Regions from separate parts of the Homo sapiens genome. Here region 1 is linked to region 2. The links are chromatin contacts, found by Hi-C or POLR2A ChIA-PET in ENCODE. All regions are on one chromosome and are shown on one strand. The core of a region is the stretch at or near the end of the contact, and the rest is flanking DNA. Distances in the headings are between cores, read along the strand shown.

Region 1 (5,389 bases), core at 2,028-4,527, 54 kb before region 2:
CATAATGATTTAATGTTTACTTGCAAATCATTCACTCACATAATTTCAAGTACTAAGTCATTCTGGAATTCTTACATTCTGACATTAAGAACATTCACATGTTGTGCAGCCATCATCACTATCCATTTCCAGAACTTTTTTCCATCATCCCAAACTGAAACTCTTTATCCATTAACCAATAACTTTAATATCCTATTAAACCTCACGTAACCCCTGGAAAGCACTGTTCTACTTTCCGCTTCCATGAATTTGACTATTCTAGTTTCCTTATGTACATGAGTCCTACAATATTTGGCTTTTGGCATAATATCCTCAAGGTTCATCCATGTTGTACTATATGTCAGAATTTTCTTCCTTTTTTGGGCCAAATAATATTCCATTGTTTGTATATGTGTGTGTGGGGGGGCGGGGGGTGTGTGTGTGTGTGTATACACCACATCTTGTTTATTCTTCTGTTGATGGACACTTGGGTTGCTTCTACACTTTAGCTATCATGAGTAATGCTGCTATGAACATAGGTGTACAAATATCTCTTCACAACCCTGTTTTCAGCTATTCTGGGTATACATCTAATAAGTGTCATTGCTGCATCATATGGTAATTCTATTTTTAATTTTCTGAGGAACCTCCACAGTGTTTTCCACAGTGGCTGCACCATTTTACATGCCCACCAACAGCGCACAGGAGTTCCAGTTTCTCCACATCCTTGCCCCAATGTTTGTTATTCTCTGGCTTTTTGATAGTAGCCATCCTAATGGGTGTGAAGTGGTATCTCATAATGTCTTTGATTTTGCATTTTCCTAAATGATTAGAGACGTTGGGCATCTTTTCATGTGCTTATGGGTCATTTTTCTGTTTATCTTCTTTAGAGAAATGTGTATTGTCATTTGTCCTTTTTTTTAAGGCAAGGTCTCACTCTGTCACCCAGACTGGAGTGCAATGACACGATCATAGTTCACTGCAGCCTCCATCTCCTAGGCCCATGCAATCCTCTTGCCTCAGCCTCCTGAGTAGCTAGAACTAAAAGCACATACCATCATGCCTGGCTAATTAAAAAAAAAATTTGGCAGGGATGGGGTCTTGATTTGTTGCCTAAGCTGGTCTCTAACTCCTGGGCTCAAGCAATCCGCCTCAGCCTACCAAAGTGCTGGGATTACAGGTGTGAGACATTGCACCCATTTTTCTATGTTTTTTATATATAAGAAGTTATGCTGGGTGCAGTGGCTCACACCTGTAATCCCAGCACTTTGGGAGGCCAAGACGGGTGGATCACTTGAGGTCAGGCGTTCAAAACCAGCGTGGCCAACATGGCAAGACCCCATCTCTACTAAAAATACAGAAATTGGCTGGGCGTAGTGGCTCATGCCTGTAATCCCAGCACTTTGGGAGGCCAAGGCGGGTGGATCACCTGAGGTCAGGAGTTCAAGACCAGCCTGGCCAATGTGGTGAAACTCCATCTCTACTAAAAATACAAAAAAAAAAAATTATCAGGGCATGGTGGCAGGTGCCTGTAATCCCAGCTACTTCAAGAGGCTGAGGCAGGAGAATCACTTGAACCCAGAAGGCAGAGGTTGCAGTGAACCGAGATTGCGCCGTTGCACTCCAGCCCTGGGCAACAAGAGCGAAACTCTTATCTCAAAAATAAAAAATAAAAACAAAAAAAATAAAAAGTAAATAAAAATACAGAAATTAGCTAGGTGAGGTGGTGCACACCTGTAATCCCAGCTACTCGGGAGGCTGAGGTAGGAGAACTGCTTGAACCCAGGAGGCAGAGGTTGCAGTGAGCTGAGATCGCGCCACTGCACTCTACCCTGGGTGACAGAATGTGACTCCATCTCAAAAAAAAAAAAAGAAGTTATGGCTGGGTGCAGTGGCTCTTGCCTGTAATCCCAACACTTTGGGAGGCTGGAGCAGGAGGATCACTTGAGCTTAGGAGTTTGAGACCAGGCTGGGCACCATGGTGAGACCTCCCTCATCTCTACTTAAATAAAAAAAAAAAGGCTTGGTGTGGTGGTGCATGCCTGTAGTTCCAGCCACTTGGGAGGCTGAGGCAAGAGGATCGCTTTAGCTCAGGAGGTCGAGACTACAGTGATGCATGATCATGCCACTGCACTCCAGCCTGGGTGACAGAGTGAGATCCTCTCAAAAAAAAAAAAAAAAGTTATATACACCGAAATATTTATGATGGTTATAATGGCAGAGGAGAGGAAAGGAACAGGGGACTTTTGTTCTTTGCGCTATAATACCTCTGAATTTTTAAATTAAAGATAAGAGAATAGGATTGAAAGCTGTAAGTGTACTGTGATTACAAGTACATTAAAATAATATAAATGAGAAAATTATTGGAAGAGAGTACTATAAAACGATAACAAGGGATTATGTGCATGTTTCACTTTATGCTTTTCAGTTATTGCAGTTATGCTATGGCAAAAATATACCTTTTTATACAAAGAAGAAAACAACTAGAAAAATTGTCACTAAATACTTAAGCTAGTCTTCAAAGCAGTATACTTTCAATTTTAACAGCATCGCCTTAGTACTGTATTGGCATAATTTTTGGTATCCTGTAATACAATGATGGATTTTAAGGGGGAAACATAGTAGCTTTATTTTCAGTATGTAAAATTATTTTCAGGTCTTTTTTTCTGACTAGAGGTTTTGCATCTATTCCATAGCGGAAGTGAAACGTGTAGGAGACACACTTTTGGGTATGGCTACACAATGTGTTCAAGTCAAGAATGTAATAAAAACATCTCCTCAAACTCTGTCAAACTTGTGCCTAAAGATAAATGTTAAACTCGGAGGGATCAATAATATTCTTGTACCTCATCAAAGGTAAGATATGCTAATCGCTTATGAAAATATTATTTTTATATCTTCATTTGTCTATATATGACCATATCTAACTACTATAAGGGCTGTGTAAGAGACCCCCTTAATAATTCCTACTATGGGAGATTCGTAGACATTTTGGTAAAAAAATAATTTGGATTGGCAAGGTTCAGAGATTCTCTTGTGAAAATGCCCCCCACAATTTTATTTTATCTTATTTTTTAAGGAAAGAATGAAGCAAAGCAACAAAAGCAGAGATTTACTGAAAATGAAAGTACACTCCAGAGGGTGGGAGCAGGCTCAAGCCCCAAAAATTTTCATTTAGTATGCAAAGTACCTCTTACCTAGCCAGAAAGTATCCAGTGCTTTATTTCTCACTGGAGAGCCCAGCTTGAAGAATTTTCACTTTATTTGGTAATCATCTTCAACCTGGTTTCATGAGACTACTCACCTACCTGGAATGTGAAGGAGAGAAGGAACTGGGAGCCCAGATTAGTCAATTAAGTAAGCCATATCAGCCTTCCTGCTATAGTCAGTGAGAAAACACATTACTGTTAGATCACCCTTCTTAGAGCTGGAGCTCTTAGGAAGTAAGAGACAACATGACCTAGAAACAGGAGGTAGCTTATTGTGCAAGTCACTGAGGAAGAGGTCATTTTTCAGAGAATTGAACAAGTTCCCTTTTAATAGTTGAAGCAATTAGGCCTCAAAAAAGTTAACTGTACACCACAAATAAACATTAGAATAAGAATTGGCCCATGTTTGTTTGACACAAAAGTCCTTTTTTTCCTGTTTTTCCATGCCATCTCTACTTTCTACCCCTGTTAAATATGAGATGAGATCCGTAAATGAGATAAATAAAGAATTTTATCAACAAGCCCAACATGGTGAAACTTTATCTCTACAAAAAAATAGAAAGATTAGCCATGTGTGGTGGCATGTGCCTGTCGTTCCAGCTACTCCAGAGGCTGAGGTGGGAGGATTACCTGAGCCCAGGGAAGTCAAGGCTGCAGTGAACTGTGATTACGCCACTGCACTCCAGCCTGGGCAACACAGTGAGACCCTGTCTCAAAAAAACAATAATAACATAAAGTAAAATAAAAGGAAGTCCTAGCTTCCTTTATGACCATTGAATATATGTTACTCAAATTTATACTTTTGGCCAGGGAGTGGGAGTAGTGGATTCCCAAAATCCCTTCCAGTCTGAAGTGTAATGATTCCTTTTTCCCTTGAGAGATTACATAGGTTTAAAATATAAGTCTTTTTTTAAAGAGTGATAAAAATTTGTGGATCATAAGGAAGTTTATAATTTTGTGCCCATGTTGGAGAATACTAGCATCTGTTAATATTAATACAGCCCTTTTCAACCACCAGCACCACTATTTTAGATAAAATTCTGCTGTGAATAAAACTTTGGATTGGCCGGGTGCGGTGGCTCACGCCTGTAATCCCAGCACTTTGGGAGGCCAAGGCAGGTGGATCACAGGGTCAGGAGATCGAGACCATCCTGGCTAACATGGTGAAACCCCATCTCTACTAAAAAATACAAAAAATTAGCCGGGTGTGGTGGCGGGCGCCTGTAGTCCCAGCTACTTGGGAGGCTAAGGCAGGAGAATGGCATGAACTTGGGAGGTGGAGCTTGCAGTGAGCCGAGATCGTGCCACTGCACTCCAGCCTGGGTGACAGAGCGAGACTCCGTCTCAAAAAAAAAAAAAAAAAAAAATTTGGATTACATAGGACTTCCTCTGTGCTGTCAATAACTTGAAGTTACGTTGCAATTGTGTGAAACAGATAAATGGATACTGAAAAAATGAAATATCTAACCCTTTTTCAAAATGTGTTTAAGACCTTCTGTGTTCCAGCAACCAGTGATCTTTTTGGGAGCCGATGTCACTCATCCACCTGCTGGTGATGGAAAGAAGCCTTCTATTGCTGCTGTGAGTGTTAGCCAGGTTTATCTTACCTAAGGTTGACAGACCAGTATCAATTTTGCAGTTTCAACTTTTTGAATTTTAATATTTTCTTTGTAGCCAACTTTCATAAATGTTCTTTGGGTTTTTGAAAAGAATGATTATTCTCTGGTTTGGAGTTTGGAAGTTCCATATGTATCTATTAAATCAAGTTTGCTAGTTATATTATTCAAATCTTCTGTATTATACTTTAATTTGTCTACTTGACCTCTCCATGATTATGCATTTTTAGTTACTTTTTGTTGTTTTGAATAGTTTGTTTGTATATTTCAGTAATGTCTTTGTCATAGAAAGATACACTACATATAAGCTTGGTGGATTACATTTTTTATATATAAAATGTCTCCCACCTTCATCCAGGTCAATACTTTGCACCTGAATTCTTTTATTTTATTTTATTTTATTTATTTTTTTCAGACAAAGTTATCTTGTTGCCCAGGCTAGAGTGCAATGACACAATCTCGGCTCACTGCAACCTTCATCTCCCAGGTTCAAGCGATTATCCTGCCTCAGCCTCCCGAGTAGCTGGGATTACAGGCACCTGCCACCATGCCCGGCTAATTTTTTGTACTTTTAGTAGAGACGGG
Region 2 (5,795 bases), core at 159-2,658:
GAGGAGGATCTGCGCACAAAGCTCCTGAGCCTGAAGCTGTCCCATACCCGGCTAGAGGCCAGAACCTACCGGCCCAACGTGGAACTCTGCCGGGACCAGGTGAGAGGGTGTCCCAGTGGCGCACGGGCCCCCTAGCCAAGGTTTTCTCATATTCCTGATGGAGCAAGGGCACTGCTGTCAAGGGGCAGCACTCAGGTAAAGGACAGTGTGGCTGACTTGGAACTCCCAACCCCTCTGCCTCCAGGCACAGTACGGCCTCACCGACGAGGTTCACCAGCTAGAGGCAACCATCGCTGCCCTGAAGCAGAAGCTGGCGCAAGCACAGTAGGTCTCGGGAGTGGGCGGAAGGAGCAGTGAGACGCTGCCCACAAATGGGGCCTCTTGCTGGCTGCTGGCTCCCTGGGGCTGTCTTCCTGACTGAAGGCTATGCACGCAGCCCAGGCCTCCCAGCCTCATGGGGGCTGGGGGGTTGTCAATGTCCTTCCCTAGGGACGCACTGGACGCCCTGTGCAAGCACCTGGCCCGGCTGCAGGCTGACATTGCCTGCAAGGCCAACTCCATGCTGCTGGACACCAAGTGCATGGACACACGGCGCAAGCTGACCGTGCCTGCTGAGAGGTTCGTGCCTGAGGTGGACACCTTCACACGTACCACAAATAGCACCCTGAGTCCACTCAAAAGCTGCCAGCTGGAGCTGGCCTAGCCTTGGAGGACTGCAGGAGGAGGGCAGGGTTGGGTGGGCAATGGAAGGAGGGAGGAGAGAAATGAATGGAATAAATGCAGAGGATCTCAGGCCGGCTGTTCTCTGCCCCACTGTATGTAGCCAGCAGGGAGAGGGTTCTTGAACACCCTCCTGTCTATGGAGGAGCAAAGATGGGGAACACTATTCCTCCGAACTCCATGTACCAAATCCAGTTCTTTCCCTCCCCTCAGGGCACCCCTCTCTGGGCTGGGTCAGCACTCCTGGGCTGCAGCAGCGCGGCCTCTACCTGGCTGTGTCCCAGTTGGCCCCTGGTCCGCCCTCCTGATGCTTAAGGGAGGCCCACAGGGGGCAAGGGCCCGGTGGGAGGGCTTGGGGGTGGTCCCGGCCTCGGTGGGGAGGGCCGGCTGGGGGTGCGGAGTTAGGGTTGCTCGCCTGCGGAAGGCAGTGTGGGCTGCAGTGATCCAATGGTCTGGCTCAGTGCCCATCCCCCGGAGACCCCATAGTGGCCTTCCCACCCAGTTAGCCCAGTGGTGAGGAGCGGAAAACCGAGACTCAAAGCACAGGCTGGCGGGAAGTGCGCGGCGCCGCGACTCCGGGCCGCTGGGCGGCGCTGTGGGCCTGGCGGCGGAGTGGAAACTCTAGGCCCCAGGGAGCGCTGCGGACGGAAGTAGGGAAACTGTGAGGGCGGCACCGGAAGTGGCGAGCAGTCTGCGCGCGGATGGCCGCAGCGGCGATGGCGGCAGCGGCAGGTGGAGGGGCTGGCGCGGCCCGCTCCCTCTCGCGCTTCCGAGGCTGCCTGGCTGGCGCGCTGCTCGGGGACTGCGTGGGCTCCTTCTACGAGGCCCACGACACCGTCGACCTGACGTCAGTCCTGCGTCATGTCCAGAGTCTGGAGCCGGACCCCGGCACGCCCGGGAGTGAGCGGACAGGTGGGCGGGGCCGGGCGCAAGTCAGAGGCCGTGCGGGAGGGAGGCCGAAGGGGCGCGGAGCCTCCGGGGGCGACGGGTCGGGGGTGCGCGGGGATGAGGCTGCCGAGGGCACCGGGGCCAGAGCCGGATGACCCGCAGACAGCTTGAGCTCAGCGAGTGCCAGTGCGATCTCCGGCCTTATAGACGTCTCGCCCCGAACATCCCGTGCTCGGGGCGTGGCAGCACCGGGGCCTCAACCGTGCAGGGTGTGGATAAACCCATCGTAAGTTGAAAATACCTGAAGTGGAAAGTGCGCTTTCAGCTTAGACGACCGTTTTATCTGGACGCAGCCCCATCGGACGTCGAGGAGCCTATGAATGCGTATCAGCGTTATCAGAAAGCCGAAAAAAACTTAAGTTGAACCATCCTAAGTCGGGGACTGTCTGTCCACCCTTGCCGACTTGACCTCTTTTTCCCGGTTCTCTAGAGTCAGTATACCACCAGCCCGTTCTCCACCCCGCAAGGCGTGCTTTGGAAGCCTGACTCTAATCGCGTCCTCCCCTGCCTAAAACCCTGCTGTGATTTCCCATTACCCTTAGTACAGAGCCACATTCCTTAACGTGTCCGACGTGGTCCGGCCCTCCCACACGTCTGCAGTTTCGTTTTCCGCCAGCCTTGGCCTTGCTTTCTGCTCTTCGGTTCCTCACACCATGATTCCTCTAGGCCAGGCGTTTGCATGCGCTGTCTCGCCTGTAAAACTAACTTCCCTTCCCTTGTGGGCTCAGATCCCGGCTCAGGTAGCAGGTGTGAGGTCAAGCAGAGGAGGTGAATCTTCTTGGAGAGCAGGTAGCATAGTAAGAAGAAAGGGCCATGGTCAGAACCCTGGAGAACACCGGTAATTAAGAGGGAGGGAGGGAGGGAAGGGGATTAGGGAAGGAAACAGTTTGATAGGAGGAGAAGCAGGAGTGGCTATCAACGAAACCTAGGAAAAGAATTTCAAAATGAAGACACTGATCACTGGTGGTGTGCTCCAGAGAAGTGAAGTAGGAGGAGATCTGGATCCAGAAACTATCATTTTCAATCTGGGTATGGTGGCGCACACCTATAATCCCAGCTACTCCAGAGACTGAGGTGGAAGGATCATCGCTTAAGTCCAGGAGTTCGAGACTAGCCTGGGCAACATGGCAAGATCCTGTCTATAAAAAAGAAAAACAAAACAAAAACAAAAAGACTGGAGCTGCAAGGATGGCAGCCACAAGGGGATGGAAGTTTTCTTTCAGAAATCAGAAGATCAAACCATGATGTAGGCTCATAATAAATAAATACATAAAATAGAAAGCAGCAGGACTGACTTGGAATAAAGAATTGCTGAAAATCCCATTGCTGAGATCCTAAGGCTTCCCAGGCCCACGAAAGTGAATGGGAGTGAGAAACTGATTTGAGGTCATTTTAGATGTGGTAACTCTGAAACATGAGTAGAGGCTGGGTGCCGTAGCCACAACTGTAATCCCAGCGCTTTGGGAGAGTCCACTTGAGCCCAAGAGTTTGAGACCAGCCTGGCAACAGGATGAAACTCCATCTCTACAAAAAAAAAAAAAAAAAAAAAAAAAAGCCAGGCGCAGTGGTGTGCACCTGTAGTCCCAGCTACTCGGGAGGCTGGGGCAAGAGGCTCCTTGAGCCTGGGAGGTCGAGATGGAGTGAGCCATGGTCGTACCACTGCACTGCAGCTTAGGCAACAGAGTGAGACCCTGTACCAAAAAAATAATAATATAAACTAAAATAAAAGGTGAGCAGGGCCAGGCACAGTGGCTCAGGCCTATAATCCCAGCTCTTTGGGAGGCCAAGGCAGGAGGATTGCTTGAGCCCAGGAATTCAAGACCAGTCTGGACAACAGAGTGAGACCCTGTCTCTACAAAAAAATAAAAGTAGCTGGGTGTGATGATGCATGCCTATAGTCCCAGCTACTTGAGAGGCTGAGGCAGAAGGATAGCTTGAGCCCAGGAGTTCAAGACTGCAGTGAGCCATGATTGCACCAGTGCACTCCAGTCTGGGCAACAGAGCGAGACTCTGTCTCCAAAAAAAGCAAAAAACAACAACAAAAAAAACAAAGGTGAGCAGGAGGCTCTCATCCTCCCTCCTCTCCCCACAGAAGCCTTGTACTACACAGATGACACAGCCATGGCCAGGGCCCTGGTGCAGTCCCTGCTAGCCAAGGAGGCCTTTGACGAGGTGGACATGGCTCACAGGTGAGGGGGATGGTCCTGGGCTGAGGCAAACCAGGTGGGAAAGTTATTGCACCCCTTGACCAGAGGAATGACATTTGTGCATGTCCACGCCCCCAACCCTCCACAGAAGCCTGTGTCAGGCTGGCACAGCTTCCCAAGCTAAAACAGCAGCACTGCTGGTGCAGGCTCCTTAGGCCCCCGAGGCTTTCTCTTTTTCCAAACTAGCCTCGATTTCTTCTCTCCCAACCCTTAGAGGCATCTTGTAAATCTGAATTCTGTCTCCCCTTCTGTTCCCTAGATTTGCTCAGGAGTACAAGAAAGACCCTGACAGGGGCTATGGTGCTGGAGTAGTCACTGTCTTCAAGAAGCTCCTGAACCCCAAATGTCGCGATGTCTTTGAGCCTGCCCGGGCCCAGTTTAACGGGAAAGGCTCCTATGGCAATGGAGGTGCCATGCGGGTGGCTGGCATCTCCCTGGCCTATAGCAGTGTCCAGGATGTGCAGAAGGTATTCAGGGCGGGCTGGCTTCTGGGCTGTCCCCTTCCTCTTCTGCAGCAGGGCTTCTGTGACAGCAGGTCTCCTCCTCCCTAGTTTGCCCGGCTCTCGGCCCAGCTGACACACGCCTCCTCCCTGGGTTACAATGGCGCCATCCTGCAGGCCCTGGCTGTGCACCTGGCCTTGCAGGGCGAGTCTTCCAGCGAGCACTTTCTCAAGCAACTCCTGGGCCACATGGAGGATCTGGAGGGTGATGCCCAGTCCGTCTTGGATGCCAGGGAGTGAGTATGGGGCTGGAGGTGTGTGGTGTGGGTATGTGGGTGATCCAGGGGGCCTCTGGCATTGCCGCAAACTGTAAACCTTCCTCAATTGCAGACCCTAGGGAGGCATGGGCAGAAGCCCCTTTATCTTGTCTATGTTTCAAGGCTCTCAGGGTCCCAGAGAACGAAACGACCTGCTCACCCCAGCCCTCTCCCACCTCTTGTCGGCACCTGTGCCTGGCTGCCAGCCTGACCACATCCCTGCTCGTTCTCACATGCAGCCCTCTCCCCTGCCCGCGCCACCACCCTGCTAGCTCTGACCTCCCTGAAATCTCCCCTAAACCACAGGTTGGGCATGGAGGAGCGTCCATACTCCAGCCGCCTGAAGAAGATTGGAGAGCTTCTAGACCAGGCATCGGTGACCAGGGAGGAAGTGGTGTCTGAGCTAGGTGAGTGGGTCTGCCTGGGATTGTCTCTCCCTCTGTCGTCCTTCAGGGTCGGTCTTGGGCTCAGGGGAGCATGGAGTCATGCCTGCCGTCGCATTGTACCCTGGGCTGCTGTGACACGGAGTCAATGGCAGGGTTGAGCTCAGCGCTTCTTGCTCTGAAGCTACAGCACCCTCAGCCTTGTGGACCAGTGTCCCCAGAAATGGCAGCTGGCCACTAGTCGTAAAAATGTTGATAATGGATTTTATTTGTCTAGCATCTATACTGGGCGTTGTGCAGAATGCTTCACAGACACGATCTCGCTTCATCCTCACAACAGCCCTGTCAGAGAGTTGCTAACGTTACTCCCTGTCTGCTTAAGGAGTTGAATCTGGGAGCAGGAAGCTTAGCGGTCCCCTAGGTAACTCTCCCAGTCACGCAGCCAGTGTGTGGTGGAGCCAGGATTTGAGCCCAGGTGGTCTAACTGTAGAGCCTGAGATCTTAGTCACAGCCTGCTTGAAGCCGAGAGTGCTGACTTGTGTCAAATGGTAGGAGGCCTGGGGAAGCATGCAGCCCCTCTAACCTGGCTTCCCCACAGGGAATGGCATTGCTGCCTTTGAGTCGGTACCCACCGCCATCTACTGCTTCCTACGCTGCATGGAGCCAGACCCTGAGATCCCTTCTGCCTTCAATAGCCTCCAAAGGACTCTCATTTATTCCATCTCACTTGGTGGGGACACAGACACCATTGCCACCATGGCTGGGGCCATTGCTGGTGCC

Evidence for each region. A loop is a pair of places that touch in the nucleus more often than their neighbours do. ChIA-PET counts read pairs that join two places held with the same protein, here RNA polymerase II (POLR2A). Pooled maps may share reads with other maps.
Region 1: a pooled map shows a loop between it and region 2 (5-fold over the local background). The contact joins the enhancer-like site here to the promoter of ADPRS in region 2. A Hi-C loop is called at or near these places in 1 of 168 maps with a recorded cell type or tissue (CD4-positive, alpha-beta T cell), 9 of 37 single-sample maps with no recorded cell type and 4 of 50 pooled maps. POLR2A ChIA-PET finds 5 or more read pairs at or near these places in 5 of 52 experiments (A673, BJ, K562 and 2 more).

The regions. Positions count from the first base shown.
Region 1 is chr1:36,031,499-36,036,887 of GRCh38, forward strand. It overlaps AGO3 (argonaute RISC catalytic component 3), which reads left to right. Exons shown (of 19, transcript NM_024852.4): 13 at 2,676-2,835; 14 at 4,679-4,769. Among named protein-coding and RNA genes, the nearest start is that of TEKT2, 50 kb to the right of the region's middle. RefSeq lists an enhancer at 2,795-3,994. Within about 2 kb of position 3,278, at least 4 of the 41 ENCODE cell types and tissues checked have a DNase peak (open chromatin) inside an H3K27ac peak, as active enhancers do.
Region 2 is chr1:36,087,484-36,093,278 of GRCh38, forward strand. ADPRS (ADP-ribosylserine hydrolase) reads left to right here and starts at 1,409. Exons shown (of 6, transcript NM_017825.3): 1 at 1,409-1,632; 2 at 3,761-3,857; 3 at 4,135-4,342; 4 at 4,427-4,611; 5 at 4,939-5,039; 6 at 5,614-5,795. The coding sequence starts at 1,422. It overlaps TEKT2 (tektin 2), which reads left to right. Exons shown (of 10, transcript NM_014466.3): 8 at 1-99; 9 at 245-324; 10 at 490-792. The coding sequence ends at 703. RefSeq lists enhancers at 912-1,497, 1,498-2,082 and silencers at 1,227-1,316, 1,427-1,856.